Linked DNA regions of Homo sapiens: region 1 is linked to region 2. A link is a contact called in ENCODE Hi-C or POLR2A ChIA-PET data. All regions are on one chromosome and are shown on one strand. The core of a region is the stretch at or near the end of the contact, and the rest is flanking DNA. Distances in the headings are between cores, read along the strand shown.

Region 1 (3,687 bases), core at 902-3,401, 190 kb after region 2:
AGGAAAAGTTACCTCAGAAGCAAACTTCAAGGCAAGAATATGAGTAGCAGTGGTTTATTTGTAAGGTGACTTCAGTAATCATTGATAGGGAAGTGGGCAGGTGAGGCAGAAGGAAAGGATGTCATGAACAGTCTGCGGGTGAGGGTAACATAATTAATTCTGTTGGAGAAGAGCACCTGATGGGTACACAAGCTGATGTATTTATCCTCAAAGATCCATTTTTCATGGGCTGAGAATACTTCCTGGAGATGTTAGTTCCCCAGTGTTTCCATTCCATCTAGTGCACAGATTGAGGCAAGACTCCTGGCCTGAGAGCCACAAATGCTTGCAGTAGGACACTTTCTGCCCATGAGGTAAGAGTGAGTAATAAAGGCTTGTACAGAGAGCACTAACACTGTGGTGGCTATTGTGATGTTTCAACTTGCCTTTTTATACAATCAAACACAAATACAGGTGTTGCTGTGAAGGAATTCTGTAGTTGTAATAAAGATCCTAATGCATTGTCTTTAAGCAAGAGGGATTATTCTGGATAATGTGAGTGGGCCTAAGTGAATGAGTTGCAAAGCCTTAAAAGCAGGGTTGATGTTTCTAAGAGAGAGAGAGAGAGAGATAGAGTAATTGAAAGAGAAAGAAAAAGAAGAAATTTCTCTTGAGGACAATTTCAACCTGTTCTCAGGGAGTTCCATCCTGTTTGTGATCTTGCTTTCTTGTGGATGATAGCTTCAACCATAGCCACAGGTTCAAAACTGTGCCTTCCTGAATGTCTGCTCTATGGATTTAGGACTTTATTCCAGTCCCCACAACCATGCCATCCATCTATCTATCTATCTAATCTATCTATCTATCTATCATCTATCCATCTATCCATCTATCTATCTATCATCTATCATCTGTCCATCCATCCATCTATCAAGAGAGATATAATTCTAATACCTGTACAATCTTAAATGTTCTGCACCTCCGGTTGAACTCTGACTGGTGTAGATAATTTTGGTATTTGGAAGTAGGTGCTGCCATAACAAACACACACAAATATGGAGTTGGCTTTGAAACCAAGTGGATGGAGGCTGGAAGAAGTCTGAGAAAAATTTTGAAAGATCTGATGATAGAGAATGCCTAAATTGTCTTCAACCGATTGTGAGTCAAAATATGAACTTTATGAGCCTTTCTGGTAAGGGCTCAGAATGAAGTGAGGGGCATGTTATTGGAAACAGGAAGAATGGAGATGCTTGTTAGGTAATGGCAGAAAATGTAGTGGAATTGTCTCCTGTGAGAATAGTGGAAAATAGAATTTCCTCTGGCTGGTAGCAGAAGCGATTCAAGGTACTGGAAAGATTTGATGCACTATTGCTGATTCAAAGATGGAGAGGCCCATATACAAGAACCAGAGAGTAGTAGCTTTGCATTAGTTTTCTAGGGCTGCCATAAAAAATGACAGACTGGCCAGGTGTGGTGGCTCACGCCTGTAATCCCAGCACTTTGGGAGGCTGAGGCAGGTGGATCACTTCAGGTCAGGAGTTCGAGACCAACCTGGCCAAGATGATGAAACCCTGTCTCTACTAAAAATACAAAAGTTAGCCAAGCAAGGTGGTGAGTGCCTGTAATCCCAGCTACTCAGGAGGCTAAGGCAGGAGAATCACTTGAACCCAAGAGGCAGAGTTTGCAGTGAGCCAAGATTATGCCATTGTACTTCATACTTCAGCCTGGGTAACAAGAGTGAAACTCCAACTAAAAAAAAAAAAAAAAAAAAAAAAAACTGACTGAGTAGCTCAAACAACAGAAGTTTATTTTCTCACAGTTCTGAAGGCCAGAAGTCTGAGATCATGATGTCAGCAGAGGTAGTTTCTTCCAAGATCTCTCTCCTTGGCTTATAGGTCATCTTCTCCCTGTATCTTTACATGATCTTTCCTATGTACATGCCTGTGTCTACGTTTCCTCTTCTTTTAAAGATACCAATTATATTGGATCAGGTCCTTTCATATGACCTCATTTTACCTTATTTCCCTTTTCGAAGATTCTCTCTCTAAATACAGTCATATTCTGAGATACTCTGAGTTAGAATTTCAACATACAAATTGTGGTGGAACACAGCTCAGGTCATAACAAATTTCTAGCTGCTGAGAGAAGTTCCTAGCCAACAGCAGGCAAGATAACGGGGCTGTCAATTCTACAACTGCAAGGAACTGGACTCTATCCCAACAAGCTGAATAATCTCCGAGGAGGCTCTTTCTCATAGCCTCCAGATAAATGTCCAACTTGGCTGATACCTTAATTTTGGCACTTGCTGGTCTTCTGAATTATAGAAATGTGAGATTTTTTTTAAAAGCCTCTAGGTGAGTAGTAATAATGTGTTATGTAGTGATAGTAAACTAATGCAAACAACATGTACTAGTGGCCAGTCACAATTTCTTAAAAACCAAACCAAAACAAACAAGAAAGAACAAAACAAGAAACCTGGCCCTAGGATGCTCTGATCAAACAATCTATAGTCTCTACCACCGCAGTTGATCCCAACATCTTAATTTTCCTCTTCCTGTCATCCATTCTAGATTTCTTTATCTTTGGACAGACATCTCTTTGTCTAATCTTCTTGACAAAGGATTAAAAAGGAAATCCAAATACAAATAAATAGGAACAGAGGACCTGACACCCATACCACACCTACCTCAGATGCACTGACTTCTCTCCCTTTGCTAAGATTTTTATCCACTGTGGAGCTGGAAAGGGGCTTGGAGATTGGACGTTTCTAAGTGATCTGATGGAAAAGAAAAGATCCAGCTCTGGGTGGACATTTCATTACATTGTCACCTGGTAGTCCATGCTCTGGTGCACCATCTCTAGCAGGACCCAACAGCATAAGGAGCTTCTTTCAAAATGTGACTAGTTCTTTGCCAAAGATGGTATGACTTTGTTTCAATTCCTAGTTCTGTGCTGTGGTTTTTTTTGCTATGGTTCTCCAGAGACTAGACATAATGTTTTATCTACCAAAAAGACCTCCGACCTCCTGTACTATGTGATCTGCAAGTCATTTGTACAAAGAGGCAGAGCTACTTTTACCATAACTAAAACTGCTGAAGAATCTACCTTGCTATGGGCCACACTGAAAACTGTCAGCCTTCTAAGTCACTTATTACATGGAACAAAAGCAATATTCCCAGTGTAATATGCATTGTTTCCAAAATCCAAAGAGACCAACTGAGATTATCAGCACCCTGCTTCTCACCACCTATGATGGACTGAAGTACAAATGAAGAGGTAATGCATTCATTTTGTAATAGTTCTTTACATGAATTATATGGGCTAAATTACACTAATAAAGATTGTAAAATTAATTAGCAGTTTTTGGTAGCCACATACGCTCTGAAGGAAGAAAATAGACACTATTAAATAAGGTGGCAGAGTAAAAGCCAAAAGCCATTCTTTGCAGCATTTCAAGAGACTCACATTTCTTTCATGTGCAAAATGTGTTGAAGAGAAAAATGTGTTGAAAATCAGGTTCAAGATTTTAAAGGAAGAGAGGTAGAGCCAAAAGGAGACTAAATTCATATTTCTGTCAAATTCTTTATACTGAGTTCAGGGCCCTATTGGGGAGGAGTGGAATATTAAGCCTGGATGGAGACATTCGGGAGGATGAACTAAGAATTTCAATCCCTATGAGCCAGCAGCAATAAACACCCTCCCTCCATC
Region 2 (3,321 bases), core at 567-3,066:
TCCCGGCTGGACCTACCTCCCGAGTAAACAGGATAGCTGCATCGTAGTGCTCCTCATGGTCATCTCCCAGCTGGTTGTGTTGGTGCTGCCACTTGCAAAAGTTCTTGAGTGTGGTGGCAGCGTTCTTGCTCACTTCCAGGCTCTTGTCCTTGTCGCCTAGCACCACCACCTTCACCACGGCCAGGCGGATGTGGTTCTCGATGCTAGCATGGCTGTACAGCCTATTGGCGATGGAGGCCAGGGTCAGCAGGTAATGCTGCAGGCCCCGGCCATACAACCGCGCCATGGACGCGTCAGCCACCAGAAGCAGCTCCACCTGGCGGGCCCGGGAGATGGAGCGGCGCCGCCGCCGCCACCACGTCTGCGGTCCTGAGCCCCCAGCGGGCGAGAGAGCGGACTGGTCCAAGAGCTGCGAGGCCAGTGCTGCGCGTCCGCTCGGGTTGCTGTGCGCCGGAGCATGCTCGTGGGCCTCCGGTGTGGACGCGGGGGTTTCGCAGCTGGCGCGCGGCGGCAGGGCCTCGAAGCTGAAGCCCTCGCGGGTGTAGACGTGCAGGATCCGTGCGGACCCATCCCCGTACACGCGCCCCTTTTCTTCCTCCGCCCAGGGTCCGCGCAGCAGTGGCTTTAGGGTGTAGCGCGCGTGCTTGACCGCGAAGAAGCCGTCGAGACCCCCACAGAGGTCAAAGACAGCCAGAGAGCGGGGACTACCGTCCACTGTGCCCCGATAGAAGCAGTGGCTCCGGTGGCGCCAGGGCGCACTCGTCCCGCCTCCTGCGGGCACGAAGCCAGCAATGCCCACCGAACCATCTCGCTCCAGGTCCAAGAGGAACCTCCGGCCGCCCGCGTAGACGAGGTAGCCCACCTTGCCGCCGCCGGAGTAGAGTTGGTCGATGTTCTGCACCAGCCCCTTGCTCCTGCGCCGCTGCGCCAGGGGGTGCGGGTGGCCGGGAGGCTCGGCTCGCTCCTGCACCTCCTCCCCCTGCCGCCGGCGGGGCTGGGCGGCTGCTGCAGCAGTCGGAGGCTGCCCGGCTTTATCCTGGGCAGGTGTCGCGGCGGGGCCGACCGCGGCCAGGGGCAGGCGGAACGCGCACAGCAGCAGGGACGCCCACCCGAGCAGCATAGTGCGCTGCCCGCGGGGAGGGGCTGCGCGACTGGGACTTTATGGGTATTTGTTATTTGCTATGAAGTTAACGGGGCGGGGGATGGGGACACACACACACTTGCTTGCAGGATTGAGTCAAGTGTCGGAGGGAGGGGGGCCCGGCAGCAGCGCCAGCCTGTCCGGGCTGCGGTGCCAGCGTGCGAACTTTTCTTTGTTGCTTGGGAAAATGTTTGGATTCGTGCTCCAGAAAGAGGTGGGGTGGGGGGGGGGGGAAAGAAAAGATTAAAAAAAAAAAGTCGGATAGTGGAGATTCAGCAAATACGGGAAAAGGAAAAAAACAAAAACCAAAAAACCACCAAATGCAGGCACGATCGCTGTTTCAAGAAAAGTAAGGAAAGGTACCGCGCACCGGGCTGGCAACTGGTGCGCGCAGCCTCCCGCCCCCGCGCTGCGCTGGACAAGCCGGCTGTGGAGGTTCCAAGCTCCGGGGCCCACTTCCTTTCTTATTTTGTGGGTTTCCTTGGCTCTGCTGGGACCAGGAGGAAGGGAAGAAAGAGAGGGGAAAAAGCCGTAAAAATTAAAACAAAAATGCAGGGGGGCAGCCTGAGGCGAGCTGGTGAAGCGGCGTGTCTGTGTCCCTTCGGCTGCGGTCTCCTCCTGCCCGCCGTCATCCCCAGTCGGCAGCTGCGAGCGCCGAGAGCAGCGCGAGCGCTGTGAAGATGCGAGGAGGTGGAACAATGAATTTATAGCGGCATGCCATCCTGCAATGGCAATTTCAACAGTTCGTCACTGCACGCTGCCTCTTAAAGGGAGAGCTTCCCCCACCACTCCCACCCTTCCCAGTCCGCGCCTAATCAGATGGGGGAGGGCAAAAGAGGAGGGTGATCGAGGAAAGGGAGACGAAGTAGGAGGAAGGGACTGGGACCCGGCGAGGTGGTAGGAGGGGAGAGGGGAAAATAAAAAGTAATGGGGCAAGAAAAACAGATTTCCTTGGCCACTTTTAAAGCCACAGCGGCTCCGGGTCTGTCTGATATTTCACAACCAATTGGGGTTGGCTAACCTTGGCTTACCTCATCTCCTGAACGGGTGTTTTGGTTAAAGTTATTGAGACGTTTCAAGTCTCTCCCTGCCTCCTTCTTGCCTGCTTTTCTCGCCCTCGGTGGGAAGTTCCTGCCGCAAGTTTTTCCCCTTTGCACACCCGTGCGCTCTGGCCTCGCAGACCGTGCAACTCCATCCACCAGCCAGAGCTTTTCAGCTTCCCGTGCGTCCCCTAACCACCGCGTTCCCTTCGCTTCCTCCCCTCCGTCCCGGCACCCGGTTTCCTCCCTCCCCATTCTCCAGCCTCTTGATGCTTTGACGCTCGCCGGATTCGGGCTCCGGGTGACTAACTTCTCCCGGCCACCAGCAGAGCGGCTGGACAGCCAGAGAGCCCAGGGCGCTTCCTGGCGCGCTGCGGTACCCCGGGGCGAGAACGCCCGCCGCTTGGGAACTCCGCAGCTTTGTGTGCGAACGGCGGGCTCCCAGCTTTCTCCAGCACGCCTTTCGTCAGGGTCCACAATCTGTCCCTTACTCCCAGCCCACTGGAACTTCCTTTGCTCTAAAAAGGCAGAGCGAGAAAGAGTTAACTCTTAGAGGGAATTCCGCTCATTTTTTTTCCCTGAAAGATTTTAAAATTTTGCGCTCATACTTTTATTTTTTGCTTAAATGATACTTTAATAATAAATTCCTATATCTGTTTTTGTCTCTTCTAAAGCAACCACTTATCGCCATAGGCCTTGACCTACCTTCATTCTCAGAAATTCCTTTTAGAAGAAAAAGAATACTTTTGGCGGAAGGAAGATTGGTGCTTATTAGTACGCGGGTGACATTATCACTGCTACTCGTTTCCTCTGACCTCTTTGTTTCCTCTAATTATCATTCTAAGAAGGGAGAAGGAAAACCCGACGACTTATGGTTAGAAGGTCTACCTTCTACTGTAGGGGTAAGAGCTCCCTCCATGCCCAAATTATTCTTCAGGCTAATTAACTAATGCACCAGTGAAAAATGAATGTGGTGTAATTTGTACATTTCCATCTTTTTCTACGTTTAACTTTGGCTACGCTGGGGATAGCAGGGCGGGTGCCTTAATGGGGCCCCAAGCTGATCGCTTTCTCTGGGAGGGAACCATGAGGGTCCAGAGCTTGATGGAGGTTCTTAGAGTGGCAATAATCCTCTGGAAG

The links. Hi-C counts contacts between places; a loop is a spot of excess contacts on that map. ChIA-PET counts read pairs that join two places held with the same protein, here RNA polymerase II (POLR2A). Pooled maps may share reads with other maps.
Region 1: a loop to region 2 is called in a pooled map, with 1.8 times the contacts of the local background. The contact joins the enhancer-like site here to the promoter of ADAMTS5 in region 2. A Hi-C loop is called at or near these places in 2 of 168 maps with a recorded cell type or tissue (gastrocnemius medialis and heart left ventricle) and 1 of 50 pooled maps. POLR2A ChIA-PET finds 5 or more read pairs at or near these places in 3 of 52 experiments (AG04450, IMR-90 and activated T-cell).

The regions. Positions count from the first base shown.
Region 1 is chr21:27,152,825-27,156,511 of GRCh38, forward strand. No RefSeq gene overlaps it. Among named protein-coding and RNA genes, the nearest start is that of ADAMTS5, 190 kb to the left of the region's middle. Within about 2 kb of position 2,152, at least 2 of the 41 ENCODE cell types and tissues checked have a DNase peak (open chromatin) inside an H3K27ac peak, as active enhancers do.
Region 2 is chr21:26,965,272-26,968,592 of GRCh38, forward strand. ADAMTS5 (ADAM metallopeptidase with thrombospondin type 1 motif 5) reads right to left here and starts at 1,817. Exons shown (of 8, transcript NM_007038.5): 1 at 17-1,817. The coding sequence starts at 1,120. LOC124905050 reads right to left here. Exons shown (of 3, transcript XM_047441063.1): 2 at 2,173-2,699; 3 at 1,385-1,813. The coding sequence ends at 1,385.